2 separate regions of the Homo sapiens genome follow, and region 2 is linked to region 1. A link is a loop called in an ENCODE intact Hi-C map of the cell type or tissue named here. Cell type or tissue: endothelial cell of umbilical vein. All regions are shown on one strand.

The links. Hi-C counts contacts between places; a loop is a spot of excess contacts. Peaks named below come from ENCODE experiments on the same cell type or tissue, not always from the same donor. Only the 100,000 strongest peaks of a DNase experiment are listed, where the experiment ranks them.
Region 2: a loop joins it to region 1, with 6 times the contacts of the local background. A loop is called at or near these places in 2 of 110 quality-filtered maps.

What each region holds. Positions count from the first base shown.
Region 1 is chr5:158,070,426-158,078,425 of GRCh38, forward strand. It overlaps the pseudogene LOC100128898. Among named protein-coding and RNA genes, the nearest start is that of CLINT1, 220 kb to the left of the region's middle. In endothelial cell of umbilical vein, a CTCF peak has its summit at 4,990 (motif pointing right); a DNase peak (open chromatin) is centred at 4,876; H3K27ac peaks cover 1,895 bases.
Region 2 is chr5:157,990,374-157,998,373 of GRCh38, forward strand. No RefSeq gene overlaps it. Among named protein-coding and RNA genes, the nearest start is that of CLINT1, 140 kb to the left of the region's middle. In endothelial cell of umbilical vein, a CTCF peak has its summit at 4,740 (motif pointing left); a DNase peak (open chromatin) is centred at 4,728.

The DNA.
Region 1 (8,000 bases):
CCATCCTGTTTAAAAACACACTGCTTTCACTCACACTGTCTGCATTCCTGAAAAGAAAGCTTCTTTAGGTTTTATGCTTTGCTTTTCTCAAATTGGTTGCTTGGGGATTAAGAAATTAAGTTACTTTGGTTCAACATAAATTGCACACAGAAGTCTTGTTCTTACATGATTTTGTCTTATGAGCATAGAATTTATACCTGTTGGATGCTGAAGCCAACATTATGTTTTGCATTGCTGGAGTCAAGGCTTAGTGGAATTTGTTTGTTCACACTCAGTTTTTGATGCAGATTTTCCTCATTTGATTTTTTAGAAACCACTCCCAACTCTAGAGAGAAACTTCACAGGGATGTGCCAGTGATACAGATGACAAGTGTAGAAGACTATATATACAGCCAGTTTCCACTTCTACTATTAATAATATGCATTATATCTATTGAACACTCTAAGTACAGGTTAATTTGGTTGAAAGTGATACATACCTAATTCAGACTGGCTTAAGTAGAGAAGAAGTTTCTATAGAAAAGTGCAAACTGTCTCTCTCCAGTGGTATGTTTCAGGAGTGACATGGTCCAAGGGCTCAGCTGATGTCATGAGGACCTGCTTTCTCTTCATTTCTCAGCTGTGTCTCTTGCACGCTGGCTTCATTCCCAGGTTCCTGGTGATGGCCCTGGAAGCTCTAGACTCAAATTCTCCTTACTGCTAGCAGACCCAGGGGAAAACATGATGCTTTTCTCTCATCACTCTCAGAAAAAGCCTCTTTGGTGCTGATTAGATTACAAGCCCAGCCTTGAACCAATTGTTTAGCTTGAAGAATGCAGCTTTTTGATTGGCCAAGGTTACATTAGTGCTCAGCAACCCCTTCCTGTTGGAGCCTGGAGTGGAAGCAACTTTCCCCAAAGCTCATGGACTGAGAATGGGAGGCTCCAGAGCAAAGTTGGGATACTATCACTTGGAGAAGGATGTATAGATATTAGGGGGAAAATAATAGATCTCTATGCTAAGCACATAGAGTGGTAAATATATGGTTTCACCATCATACCCCAAATACATTGAATTAGCTTCAGAACTCCTAACTAATATACTGATGGTGAATGATATTAACTCCATATAGCACACATGTGGTGTTTGGGAGTCTACTGTGAGGGAGAAAGTTGAATATCTTATGTAGAAGACTCTGGTTATATCTGGGATGATATGGAGATGGGAGCAGTAAATCATCAGGTGTTGTGTCTTGTCTAAACAATAAAACTAAAAGCTCCATGAAGGTAAGAACCATGTGTTATCCTGCCTGGTTTTCCTCACAGGCCCGGGCTCCACAAATAAGGCACCTATGAAATATTTAATGGAAATCAGTATATTGAAGAGATACCTGCATTTCCATGTTTGTGGCACCACTGTTCACAATAGCTAAGATTTGGAAGCAACCTAAGTGTCCAACGGATAAGTGGACAAAGAAAATGTGGTACATATACACAATGGGGTACTATTCAACCACAAAAATGATTGAGATACTGTCATTTGCAACAACACAGATGGAACTGGAAATCATTATGTTAAGTGAAATAAGCAAAGCACAGAAAGACAAACATCACATGTTCTCACTTACTTGTGGGATCTAAAAATTAAAACAATTGAACTCATGGACGTAGAGAACAGAAGGTTGGTTACCAGGGGAAGGGGTGTGAAGGGGTTGAAGGGGAGGTAGGGATGGCTAATGAGTACAAAAAGTAGTTAGAATAAGACAGCATTTGCTAGACAGGGAGACTATAGTCAACAATAATTTAATTGTACATTTTGAGATAACTAAAAGTGTAATTGGATTGTAGCACAAAAAGGATAAATGCTCGAGGGGATAGATACCCCATTTTCCATGATATGATTATTATGCATTGCATGCCTGTATCAAAACATCTCATGTGCCCTATAAATACATACATTTACTGTGTACCCACAAATTTAAAAATTAAAAAAATTTAATGGTTTGAATAATTGAGGAATTGATGACACAAAGGGAAATAACAGCTATCATTTACAGAATAGTATGTCCCAGCCCCAGTCAGACTTGACTTTAAATCCTGGCTGTAGCAGCAAATGACTCAATTATCCCAAACATCATCTGTAAAATGGGACTAACAGCCATATATGTGCTAGGTCGTTGGGAGGCATAAATGTGGTATAGAAGGCTCTTGACACTGTTGGCACTCAATAAATACTGGCTGTTATTATTTTTATTTTATTTTAAGTGATAAGCACTTTTTTATACTATCATATTTCATTCTTCCATCAAACCTGTGAGAAAAATACTGTTTTCATCTCTGTTTAAGAAGTGGAACTGAATTTTGACCCCAATTTTTCCTGCCTCTGAATTTCATGTCCCTAATTACTATTCTGTCCTGCCTTCCTATCCTTTAATGTACCAACTGGGAAGACACGAGTTCACTCACAGCCTGAGTTCCTGTTTCTGTGTGTGGGTGTGGTGGGGGGTAAGGCAGACCACTGGGAATGTGGGAATGGGGGAAGAAACCAAAGAACCCCTTGCCTTTTGTGATTTAGTTATTTTTTTCCACACAGAGCAGTTCTGCAGAATCCCAACACTGGAGGCTTAGCTAACAAATGCAAATTACTGTGCAACATAAGACCATTCTTCAGTTAGATCAAAGCCTTTGGCCTCGACCATCTAGATGGGGACCTGTGTCTGGTTCATCTCAAAGTGGTGATTCCTGACTCCAGGGTGATTGTGGCTACCTAGTCCTCTTCCCAGTCATGGGCAGCCAGGGAAGGATTTCATTCAACAGTTACATATCCCTTACACAGTTCTGGGCACTGTTCTAAGCACTTTACAAATGTTACCTCATTTAATCTTCTCGGCTCCCTTGAGGTAGACCATCATCTGTGCTTTCATCATAAATCCAAAATGCAGAAGCACCTGAAGGGTACGTACTGTCTTCCAAATACTGTTCTAAGTGTGTCAAATACAAAAGCCCACAAGGTAGATCCTATTATTATTATTATCATTCCTATTTCACAAGTGAGGAGACCTAAGTATGGGAAGATGAAGAAGCTTGCCCCAATGTCACCCAGATAGTAACTGATAGTTCTGAGATTTGAACCCAAGCAGTCTGGCCTTAGAAACCACACTTGTCTACTAACTACCCCAGCTGTCAGCACCCATTCCTCCATTTCTTAAAAATAGTTAACTCTTTTTGGTTTGTGAAACTTTAAGAAAATACAGTAGCTCTGCTTAATGTGAATGTGTTGATTCTCAAACTCATTGACTGAATTTTCTAGAATAGTTAGATAACTAAGAAAGCAGGAAGCACTGAAGCGTGTTGAGTTTGGACTTAGACAGTTATGAGCCACCTACTAGCTGTATGCTCTTGGACGAGTTATGTTACTTCTTTAAATCTCAGTTTATTCATCAGTGAAATGGAATAATATGCTTACCTCATGGGGTGCGGTGAGGATTCAATGAGAAAACCATATGAAGACCTCAGACAGTGCCTAGAGAATGAGGAAACACACCAATAATTAGATTTTAAAAAATTATTATAGACAATTATTTTGCCATAATAGGGATTGTCTTAGTGCAGGTATCCTATTAAACATGCTCTATGAGCATCTTTTTTTTTTTTCTTTTTTTTTTTGAGACGGAGTCTCACTCTTGTCACCTAGGCTGGAGTGCAATGGTGCGATCTCAGCTCACTGCAACCTTTGCCTCCTCGGTTCAAGGGATTCTCCTGCCTCAGCCTTCTGAGTAGCTGGGATTCCAGGTGCCTGCCACCATGCCCGGCTAGTTTTTGTGTTTTTAGTAGAGACAGGGTTTCACCATGTTGGCCGGGCTGGTCTCAAACTCCTGACCTCAGGTGATCCACCCGCCTTGGCCTCCCAAAGTGCTAGGATTACAGGCGTTAGTCACCGTGCCCGGCCTATGAGCACCATTTTTTAATCACCTTCATTTTGTAATTAATGACTGGATTGTTTTATCTGATGAATGACAGTCTCTTTCACTGAACTATAAACTTCACTGGACTGTGAACACCATGTATGTATTTATATCATCCAGTCTTCATGCCAGGGCCTTATTTGGTACCTGGGTGTCCCGAGGGAATATTTTGTGTTCCGTAATGAACAAAGATTGGACATTTTACAATATAAAACATTTTAAGGATAACTCTGGATATAGGAACATTAGTTTACAAAATCAAATTGGGGATTAATTCTGTGCCATTTGGAATCAATATCATCTGATGGGTGTTTTTCTGCTCCAGGTTTGGTTCTGGACTGACTGGATTTTACATCAGTGTCTCTCAGACCACATCTTCCCCCTATTTGCATTTGACCTTCCTCTTTGTCTGGGGGACCCCATCTGAAAAGTCCCCCCCAGCAGTGGCCCATGCTGTATTTCACCAAAAAAGATCTGTATTTAGAAGGAACATTTACACGTTATTGGTGTCTCTCTGAGAGCGTAAGGTGCTTACCATATAGCTTGGCACAGTTTTCATTAAAGAGAAGAACAAAGAGAGGCAAAACATGAGGAAATTACTAAATTCCAACATGAAACTGAGAAGATATGCCCCTACACTTGCCCTCATAAACATTAAGCATTTTTTTATGGTGACATTTTTAGCCCATTCTGAAATGTATTGATTTGTTTCCTGTGAGTCATTGTCTGTTTCTGCTTTCTATGTTAAAAAACATATTAAATATCAATGTGATGATATAAATATATACGTGTGGGTGGATGGGCGGGTGAAAGGAATTTTCTTTCAAATTCTAAGAAGGGAAATAGCTTTTTCATAGGTTCCCACATCATCCATCAACTCATCACATCCTCAGTCTACTGCATTTCCCCCCTCGACACAAAACTGAATAATCACTCTGGTTTTAAAGCTTGAGAGAAAAAGTTTCAGAAGGTTCTGGAGATGGCCTGTTATTTGGGAGACAGCTGAAGTTTTTGTAGCTCTAATTCTGGGTTGAGGGGACGTCCAGCCGCTATCTCCATTTTGAGCAGTAGAGGGCAGACGTCTCCACTCCCGCCTGCCCAAGATCACCCCGGCAACTTTATGTTTATGCAAACAGCCTTTGACATAATAGCTTTGAAACAGCTGAAAATTGAATTGTGCCTTGAGGCCAAACATCTAGACCACCACCTTTGTTATATTCATCTGCCACAGTAAATTGGGTTCACCATTGGCTCTGGGAGCTGCTTTTTCCTCGATTCTAGTCCCACATAACTTTGCGCAGGAGAAAGACAAATGCGACTTCCTCACACAAAACGTTGGCAGGGTTTCATTTCACAAACTCTTATCTGAGGGGCTGGAGATTGCTGTGTGGATTTCTCCAGCCAACTGAAGAAAATAAAGGGGAAACTGGAAAGCTAAACCAAATCCATCTAATTCTGGAATATCTCTGTGGGTTTCCATAGCTTTTTAGCTTCTCCACTTAATCTAATTAGGACTTTGCCTCCCGAAATAAATACCTAATAAAGAATGAACCTATTAAAAGACTAAATTTACTACACACACGTTTGTGCGAACCCTCTGCCTGTTTCCTTGAAGCGGTAATGCCGATGAAATTGAACGTTGTTTGACTGGGTAATGGTCTCCCGCTGTAAGACGGATTATAGAAAATAAACATGGATGGGGGGGTGGGGGGCGGGGAAGCCAGCCGCTTTATTGAATTCCGCTGATGATAATGCCATCACCTGAAATCGCTGCCTGAAAAGAGTGTCAATGGGGGAGAAGCAGCAGCAGCAGCCAGAGCCAATTTGCAACTGGGTAACAGTTCATTTTAGAAGTAATTTTATTCTGTTTTGGGTTCACTGCCCTGGTTTGGGGGGTTAACAGAAAGTAGATTTTTAAAAGAAATCTGATTGTGGGCCTCATGGATGCTTTTCAAAGGAGGGCATTTAGGCATTGACTAATTGATTGGTTCATTTGTTTATCAATAAATATTTCATAAAGGCCTACTCTGTGTGAGGCGCTAGTTAGGAGCTGGGGATTTGATAATGAGCAAAGCAGGTTTGCCATCACTCTACTAAAACTTAGAGTCAGCGCAGGAGGTAGAATTCATTCATTAGCAAATATTTATTAAGCACTCACTTTGGATCAGGCTTATAATCAGAAAATAACTATACAATTACAACCTGGATGAGTATTATGAAGGCTCGGCAGTGAGGTTGCTGGACTGGATGTCCACTATTTCTTTGAAGAACAGTTTTAAGGAAAATCATGTAATATCAAACAGACCCTCAGATCAGTATGGAGGTCAGAAGATTACAGAGTTTATTAGCATGTTTGTGAGTTCACTTAATGGGTTCAAATTCAATTACCAAACTTCTCTGGACCTCAGTTTCCTTATCTTGATAGAAGTTTCTAGTAATTCCTGTCCAATTTGCCCAATAGGATTGACGTTTGAGTAAAATGAGAGACTAGGCATGAAAGTGCTTTGTAGTTGTTGAAAATAAGAGAAATTATTATTAACGGCACGTGCTCTTCTAGGGTGTACCCACAGGATCTTACAATATTCTTGGGTAGACAAGAGGAATACAGGTTGATCAATGGTGAGTAATTCAAACAGTTTAGGGAAAGTGGTAAAGTATATGGCACAGAAGATATGTTGAATGAGGTCAGGGAGAAGTCAGGCCTGGAAAAATGGATGGGGTTTAGAAAGAGAAGAGCAGAAGTCTGAAGCCAGTTTGCATTTGGGGCTCATGGGATGCTGGTGTTCACACTGGCAGTTGGAACACACAGCTCAAGTTTAGAGTGGTGCCACAGGCACCGCCTATGATGGGAACTGATGGGAACATTCACATTTTACCCCACTTTCCTGAAAAGACAATGCTTAAAACCAGAACTTCTTAAACCTGTGTAATATATGGACTTTTTTTTTCTTTTTCTTTTTATTCGACACATAATTATTGTACATATCTATGGGATAGAGAGTGATATTTTCACACATGTATACAATGTATAATGATCAAATCAGGGTAATTAGCATAGTCATCATCTCAAACATTTATCATTTGTGTTGTGAACATTCAGAATCCTCTCTTCCAGTTTTCTTAAAATATACACTAAATTATAGCTAACCGCATTCACCCTATATTGTAGCAGAATATGGAAACTCTTTCCTTCTATGCAGTTTTGTGTCTATTAACTAGCATCTCCCTATCCTCCCCTCTCCCCCTCCTTCCCAGCCTCTAAAAACCACAGTTCTACTCTCTGCTTCTATAAGCATATTTTTAAAAAGTTTCCATGTAGGAGGGAGAACATGTGGTATTTGTCTTCTCGTGCCTGACACTTCACTTAACATATTGTCCGCTAGGCTCATACATGTTGCCACAAATAACAGGATTTTATTCTTTTTTATGGCTAAATTGTATTCCACTCTCTGTATATACCATATTTTCTTTCTTTTTCCTTTTTTTGAGGTTGGAAATGGAAACATTTTATTGTGGGATATACATACCACTATTACTGTTATGAAGACTTTTTTACGTAGTGACACCTTGTATTATGGAATCTATATAGTTCTATACTATAATCAAGACATTTATACAAAGTGACACTTTGAGATATGGTTGGCCCCTTTAGCTGGATACCAATGAAGACTGGCATCCACACATTCACAGGCATGTTTATTCTTCATCCTAGTGTTAGGGTTTCTGTTTATTCCGCTTGTACTTCCCTTGGCAGACAGCGATTACATTTTACCTCAGCACCATCTTGTCAGTGCCAAAGAACTTGCATTTGCCAAGGAATCAATCTCCTGGGATGCAATGTCATGAAGTGGAATGGTATAGTCTATTCGATAAAGTCATCATTTTTTTGCATTTCCTTGACAGTTTAATTTTTACCACTTTTATATCACGTGTTTTCACCAGAATTTTGCCATGTTACATAACCACAGGCAACCCAGGCTAAATGTTGACCTGGCTTCATGTTTTGGAGATACATTTCTCAAAATGTCTGGAATATTTTGTGCTTCTAGTGATTCCT
Region 2 (8,000 bases), 80 kb before region 1:
GAAGTTGCGGTGAGCTGAGATTGTGCCACTGCACTCCAGCCTGGGCAACAGAGTGAGACTCTGTCTCAAAAAAAACCCAAAAAAATAATAATGAGAGAAAGGAAATGAATAAAAAAGAACAAGAGAAAGATAAAAAAAAAAAACAGTCTGGGTGCGGTGGCTGACACCTGTAATCCCAGCACTTTGGGAGGCCGGGGTGGGAAGATTACTTGAGCTCAGGAGTTTGAGACCAGCCTGGGCAACATAGTGAGACCCCATCTCTATTTATAAAAAAAAAAAAAAAAAAGAAAGAAAAAAAGAAAGAAAAAAGTGAGAAAAAGAAAAAAGGATAAGGAAAAAGAAAACAATGAGAAAAATAAAAGTAAAGAAGACCAAGAAAAAGGGAAAAATGAGAAAACTAAAAAAAGAGAAAGAATACAAATGGGAAAATGAGAAAAAGAATAAAAAAAGAGAGAGAGCGAAAGTTAATAACAAATGAAAAAGACAGAAAGCCTACAATGCCAAAAAGAAAACAAGTAAATTTTGGGCAAAATCCCTTAGGTCATTGAAAACCAGCCTCCTGAGCTAGAAAGCCCGGAAACCTAAGCCCAACCAGGGACTTATATACGTGCCTGGAATTCTAGAACAGTGGCTTCCTAGGACGTCATAGCAAGAAAGGGACCTATCATGGCTGATGATAATCCACAGTGGTTTCCTCATTTTTTGGTCTCAAGAAAGCCTTACTGTTAAAAAAATTTTGAGAACCCTAAATAGCAACAGCTTTTCCTTTATGTAGGTTATAGATATTGCTATTTGCCTTATTAGAAATTAAAACCGATACGATGCTTCAGTGGCTTTTTCATTTCTAGCTCGAAAAGCTTTTGGCTTATTATGTTTTTAAATGTCCAAATATGTGGCGATTTTTAATTTATCTTTTTATTAGTTTTTAAATTTTATTCATATTTTAGTTTGTATCTATAATAAAAGGACCCTGTGTAAACAAAAATAACTAAAATATCATTCTAAAAACAATAATTCCTCAATATTAACATCTTTTCAGTGTTAAAAATTTTAATTGTCCCACATATTTTGAATTAAAAAAATTTTGTTTTATTAAAAATTTTGTTTTTGTTTATTTATTTATTTATTTTTGAGATAGGGTCTCATTCTGTCACCCAGGCTGGAGTGCAGTGGTGTGATCTCGGCTCACTGCAACCTCCGCCTCTCGGGTTCAAGCAATCCTTCCACCTCAGTCTCCTGAGTAGCTGGGACTACAGGTGTGTATTTTTTAGTAGAGATGGGGTTTCACCATGTTGGCCAGGCTGGTCTCGAACTCCTGGCCTCAGGTGATCCACCTGCCTCGGCCTCCCAAAGTGCTGGGATTACAGGTGTGAGCCACTGCGCCTGGTCATTTTGAAATTTTTTGTTTTTCAGATTGTCTATTCGAACAGGAACCAAATAAGGTCCATATATTGTGATTGATTATGTCCTTTAAAAGGCTTTAAAAATCTATCAGTTTTCACTCTAATCTCCTTTATAATCTATCTTTGAGAAATCCAGATTGTCAGCATCCTCCTCTTTGCAGTTTGCTGATTGTATTCGTGGTATAGATTAACCAGTTTCTCTGTATTTTCTGTACATTGATGGTTGAATCTTGAGGTTTGATCAGATTTAGATGTGAATTTATTTTGGTAAGACTTCTTCACAGGTGGTGTTCTGCTCTTTTATTAGGAGCCACATGATGTCTGATGAGCTCTCTTCTTGTGATGTTAGCAGACTTTCATTCTAATTTCCTAGATCTATTAAATCATGATCGGTAACATGATGGTTAATTTTAGGTGCCACCTTGACTGGGCTAAGGGATGCCCCAATAGCTGGTACATATTATTTCTGCATGTATCTGTGTGAGCATTTCTGGAAGAGATTAGCATTTGAACTAGTAGATTGAGTGTTTTAGTCTGTTTGTGCTGCTACAACAAAATACCTGAGACTGGGTAATTTTTTATTTTTATTTTTGTATTTATTTATTTATTTATTTGTTTTTGAGAGAGAGTTTTGCTCTTGTTGCTCAAGCTGGAGTGCAATGGTGCGATCTGAGCTCACCACAACCTACGCCTCACCTCCCTGGTTCAAGTGATTCTCCTGCCTCAGCCTCCCAAGTAGCTGGGATTACAGTTGCGTGCCACCATGCTGGACTAATTTTTGTATTTTTAGTAGAGATGGGGTTTCACCATGTTGGCCAGGCTGGTCTTGAACTCCTGACCTCAAGGGATTGCCTGCCTTGGCCTCCCAAAGTGCTGGGATTACAGGTGTGAGCCACCGCACCTGGCCTATTTTTTTTTTTTTTTTAATAGAGATGGCGGCAGGGGGGGGTCTCATTACATTGCCCAGGCTGGTCTCGAACTCCAGGGCTCAAGCAATCCTCCCACCTTGGCCTCCCAAAGTGCTGGGATGTAATCCCAGGCAGAGGCTGTCGCACCTGGCCAAAATACCTGAGACTGGGTAATTTATAAAGAACAGACATTTATTTCTCATAGTTCTGGAGGATGGAAAGTTGAAGACCAAGGCTCTGGCAGTTGAGGATGTTTGGTGAGGCTGCGTCCTCTAGACAGGTGGAATGCTGTGTCCTTGCATGGCAAAAAAGCTAACGAGCAAGCTAAAGACCTAGACAAATGCCATAAAAAGCCTTTTTTCATAAGGGCCTTTATTTCTTTCACATGAGAGCAGCCCTCGTGGTGTAATCACCTGTTAGAGGCCCGTCTTTTAATACTATTACCTTGACAACCCCTGGATTTTGGAGGGGTTGTCACATTCAGACCATAGCACTGAGTAAAGAAGATCCCCCTCCCTCATGTGGGTGGGCAATATCCTATCCGGTGAGGGCCTGAATAGAACAAAAAGGCAGGGGAATTGTGAATTCAATCTATCTGCTTGATTTGGGACATCCAGTGCTCTTGCTCTGCGACATTGGAGCTCCTTGTTCTTAAGCCTTTAAACTCAGGCAGGGATTTTCACCATCAGATCTCCTACTTCCTGTTTTTGGACCTTGGCACTCAGACTGGAGCTTATACCATTGGCTTTCTGGCTCCCAGGCCTTCAGGCTTGAACTAGAACTATACTGCTTGCTTCCCTGGGCCTCCAGTTTGCAGATGGCAATTTATAGAACTTCTCAGCCTTCATAATCATGTGAGCTAATCCCTCATAATAAATCTCTTTCTATAGATCTACATATATCCTATTTGCTTTGTTTCTCTGGAGAACCCTGACTAATACAAATAGCAAAATAAGGCCAGGTGCTGTGGCTCATGCCTGTAATCCTAGCACTTTGGGAGGCCGAGGCGGGCAGATTGCCTGAGGTCAGGAGTTTGAGACCAGCCTGGGCAACACGGTGAAACCCTATCTCTACTAAGAATACAAAAATTAGCTGGGCATGGAGGCATGCGCCTGTAGTCCCAGCTACTTGGGAGGTTGAGGCAGGAGAATTGCTTGACCCCAAGAGGCAGAGCTTGCAGTGAACCGAGATCGTGCCACTGCACTCTAGCCTGGGCGACAGAGCAAGACTCCATCTCCAAAAAAAAAAAAAAAAAAAAAAAAAAAAAGGCAAATTAATAAATCTATCATCCCTTCTTTAATTATTGGCTGGAATACTTTAACAAAGAGAAATGTGTCATCTATTGTTATAAACTTCTAACTCACTTGGGATGAGAGATGACTTTATGATTCCTGTTCTTGCAATAAAAGGTATTTTGAAAGATTCCAAATTAAGCCAAAGAAATAAATTGCTAAGAGAGGAATTTTGGCATCAGAAACATCACTTTAAATGTTTGAGGTCCTGAGAATATTTGAGGTCTTGTTATGGCTGAAATAATATAAAGTAAATAATCTACAGTGCTACCCACAGCCCTCAACAATGTGCCCAACCCGCAATACACATTCAGTACATATTAGCCATTATTAACATCATATAATCTAACCATCGCATTTTAGATGTGGAAAATTGGGGGTTATTCATTTGTTTGTTCATTCAACAAATGTTTACTGAGCCCTTATTAAACTCTCTGAGGAGGCACAGTTCTAGGGGCTGGGGAAACCACAAAACCAAGTCTCTGAGTTTGTTGTGCTTTGTTGTGGGTTGTGGGAAATCTAAGAGGGTGATAAATGATATGAAGGAAATAAACAGGGTGATGTGTTAGTCCTACTGGGTGGGGCATTACTTTAGGTGGGGCGCTAACATTGGGAGAAAGGAGCCCGATAGGTAGAGGTGTAGAAAGAGGACTTTCCACGCAGGGGATACTGCAAGTGCAAAGGCTCCGAGGTGGGAATAAGCTGGACATGTTCCAGGAGCAGAAAGGCAATCAGTGCGGTTGAGTCTGAATGAGCAGGCAGAAGGGTGGTAGAAGGTCCATGTAGAGAGACAGGTGGAAGCAGAGATGAGAATCCTGTTTTTCTGGTGGCTTCTGTGTTGGTACATTTTGTATATAACTTTGTACGATTCGGGGGCCCACTTTGTACGATTTGCAGCTACAAAATACAGTGTTTTCAAAATCACTTTCCTCATCCTGCCTGTTTAGACCTGTGCCTTTTGAGAGCCAGTTCTGAAGCAGACAGCAGTTCCGTGCTGCACCCAGGTTTTCTTTCTGGCGGCTTGCAGCTCCTGGTGTTTTCAGGGACCGCTGGTGAGAGCTGCTGATTTGGAGTTGAAGAGCCAGCCCCAGGGCCGTTCCATGTCGTGCTCTGCCCTGACCTCTGGTGGAATCGGCCTGTTAAGACATAGACCAAGTGGGAATGTGGAAGTCCTTGCCTCCTTCTTCCATTTGGCTGGGAGTATGCGATGTATTATGAAGGCCTCCAGCACCTCAGGTCCTCTTCAGATTTTCAGGACCTTTGGAGGGACAGGATTTCAGACACTGCCATGGGATGGCCCAATGACTTTTGACCATCCAACACCTCTTGGCCTCAGGGATTGGCTCAGAAAGGGCACATGACCCAGTCTGGGCAAGTCAGGTCTTCCCTAAGCATTGGTACAGGGACCTTAGGAGACAGAGCATCTTTTTACCTGGGATTTGGAGTTATAATGTCCTTTTATACTTGGACTGCCAGTCTCCATCTCTTTGGCCACACGAAGGGAGGCTTCCTGAGAATTTAAATCAATACTGAGGAGGAAGGTGGGGTCTGGAGATGTGATGGGAACCATCATTTAAGCTCCTGCTTCGGTTTGGGCTTAGACTGAGCCAATAAATAACTTTTTCTCTTAAGCTGGTTTCAGTTAGGTTTCTGTTGCTTGCAACTGGAAATCTCCTAATTGCTATGTCAATCAGTGCTAGCCATCACTATTAGTAGTGGTACTGATCAAAAGTAAGTTTGAGGTAGATACACAATGGCACTCTATGGCAGAATCCACATTTGTCACTATATAGTGATCTGTTTTTCTGTTTCTAAATGTTGGTCTCTCTCATTCCATAAAGGCAGAAACCATATTTGTTTTGCTCATCAGTCTAGCTCACTGTCTAGTTGAGTAAGTCTTCAATAAATACTTGTGGAATGAATAAATAGTTGCATGGCAATGTTTACTGATGTGAGAAGGTAACTTACATTCTCTAATACTATTGTAGCCATCTAGGGGAATGTGCTTATTCTTTAGCTAGTCATGCTGAAGGGTTTATGGGCAAAGTTGGATGATATCTGCCGCAACTTAGTTGGTTCAGGAAAAAAAAGTATTATCTGTATGTGTATATCAATGACACAACCACAATGTGAAAGTTTAAGAGCTTTTAGCACTCACTACAACCCCATGCACCCATCACTCAGATTCAATAATGATCTGATGAGCCATCTTGTTTCATTTCTACTCCTACTACCTTCCTGTCTCTATAGACTTATTTTGGAATTATTTACTTTGAAGTAATTTCAAGCTTGCAAAAAAATTGCAAGTATAGTTTGGAGAATACCCAAATACTCTTTGTTTAAATTCACTATTTTTAAAAATCTTATCATGCTCCCTCATGTGCAATGTTTGTGTATATATATCTGTATGTGTTTACAGATATATGTGCATGTAGACATAAAATCGTTAATTTTTGGACCATCTGACAGTAGGCTGCATGGCTAAGGCCTCTTTACTTCATGTATATGTATATGTGTGTTAAGAGACAGAGTACAAATACAGCAAAATGTTAACCATTATTGAAATTAAGTGGTGGCTATAGAGGTATTCATTGTACTATTCTTTCAATTTCTATGTATTTAAAAATTATCAAAATAAAAAATAGGAAAAGAAAAAATATTACCATTGTCTTGATGTGCAGTCGTGATCACCCTGCTTTTAAGAAATTTCCAATCATGGCTGGGCATGGTGGCTCACGCCTGTAATCTCAGCACTTCGGGAGGCCAAGGCGGGCAGATCACTTGAGGTCAGGAGTTAAAGACCAGCCTGGCCAACATGGTAAAACCCCGTCTCTACTAAAGATACAAAAATTAGCTGGGTGTGGTGGTGTGCGCCTATAATCCCAGCTATTCAGGAGGCTGAGGGAGAAGAATTGCTTGAACCCAGGAGGTAGAGGTTGCAGTGAGTCGAGATCACGCCACTGCACTCCAGCCTGGGGGACAGAGTGAGACTCCATCTTAAGAGAAAAAAAAGAAATTTCCGATCCCCGAATTTCCTATAATTCGGGGAAATTACGGAAAAACTATTTGCATTATAAAGAAATGTTCATGTTCTGGGAAAAATATCTCCTCAAGTCTTCTTCAAATAATAGCAATTAAAATGATCCAATGAAGGCATACAGTTCAGCTGTAGAGGAAATGAAATTAGCCCAAGAGAACAAATCTTTTCTTTCCCTTCTCCCTTCCTTTCTTCCTTCATCTTTCCCTAGTTTGCTAAAATTTTTTAAAAAGCTCTTGTTTTCAGATTATAAAGTCACGGTAAAAAAAAGTTCAGACAATAATGAAAGGGGTAAAGAAGACATTAAAATTATCCACGACGTTACATTCTAAAAATAATAGTGAAAACAGCACAAAACACTGTTCTAAACACATTCATACTTTACTAATACCCCAAGGAAGTAGTTTCTACTATCATTCATATTTTACAGGTGGGGAAGTTGAGGCACAAAGGGGTTGAGTAAATTTCCTAAGATGAAAGTCCAGCTCCACCTAAGATTTGTAAGAGCTTGAATTCGAACTCAGGCAATCTGACTCTAAAACCTGTGCTCTTCACCACTATCCGACCCCACCTTGCTGAGAAAAAGGCACTTCGAACCCTTTGGTAAATATTCTTTTGTACAGATGTGCACTCTTGCTCACATACACACAAGTGCACACATATACAATCACGCACGTGATCATATGCATATACCCAGACATGTGCACATACATGTCACTAACACACATATGAGCACATCCACATTTTACAAAACAATCATTTTATTTATGGCAGTTGACATGGTTAGGCTTTGTGTCCCTACCGAAATCTCATCTTGAATTGTAATCCCCATAATCTCCACCTGTCAAGGTTGGGAGCAGGTGGAGGTAATTGAATCTTGGGGGCGGTTCCCCTATGCTGTTCTCGTGATAGTGAGTGAGTTCTTAGGAGATCTGATGGTTTTATAAGCGTCTGGCGTTTCCCCTGCTTGCATTCACTCTGTCCTGCCGCCCAGTGAGGAAGGTTCCAGCTTCTCCTTTGCCCTCCGCCATGACTGTAAGTTTCCCGAGGCTTCCCCAGCAATGTGGAACTGTGAGTCAATCAAACCTTCTTCCTTTATAAATTACCCGGTCTCAGATATTTCGTCATGGCAGTGTGAGAACAGACTAATACAGTGCTTCATGACTCATGTTTTACATACAAAAGTAGGCAGGAGAGTTTAACGAACCCCTGTTTTGAGTGAAACAATGAACTTTACTGTCTACAGCACCTGAGAGGCCCAGAAAGGAGAGGACCAGCAAGGGGACTACTGACTTGGGTTCCTTTGTGGCGGCCTTGCTATCCAGGCTCAGATTGCAGGCACGGCTTCCATGATGCAACC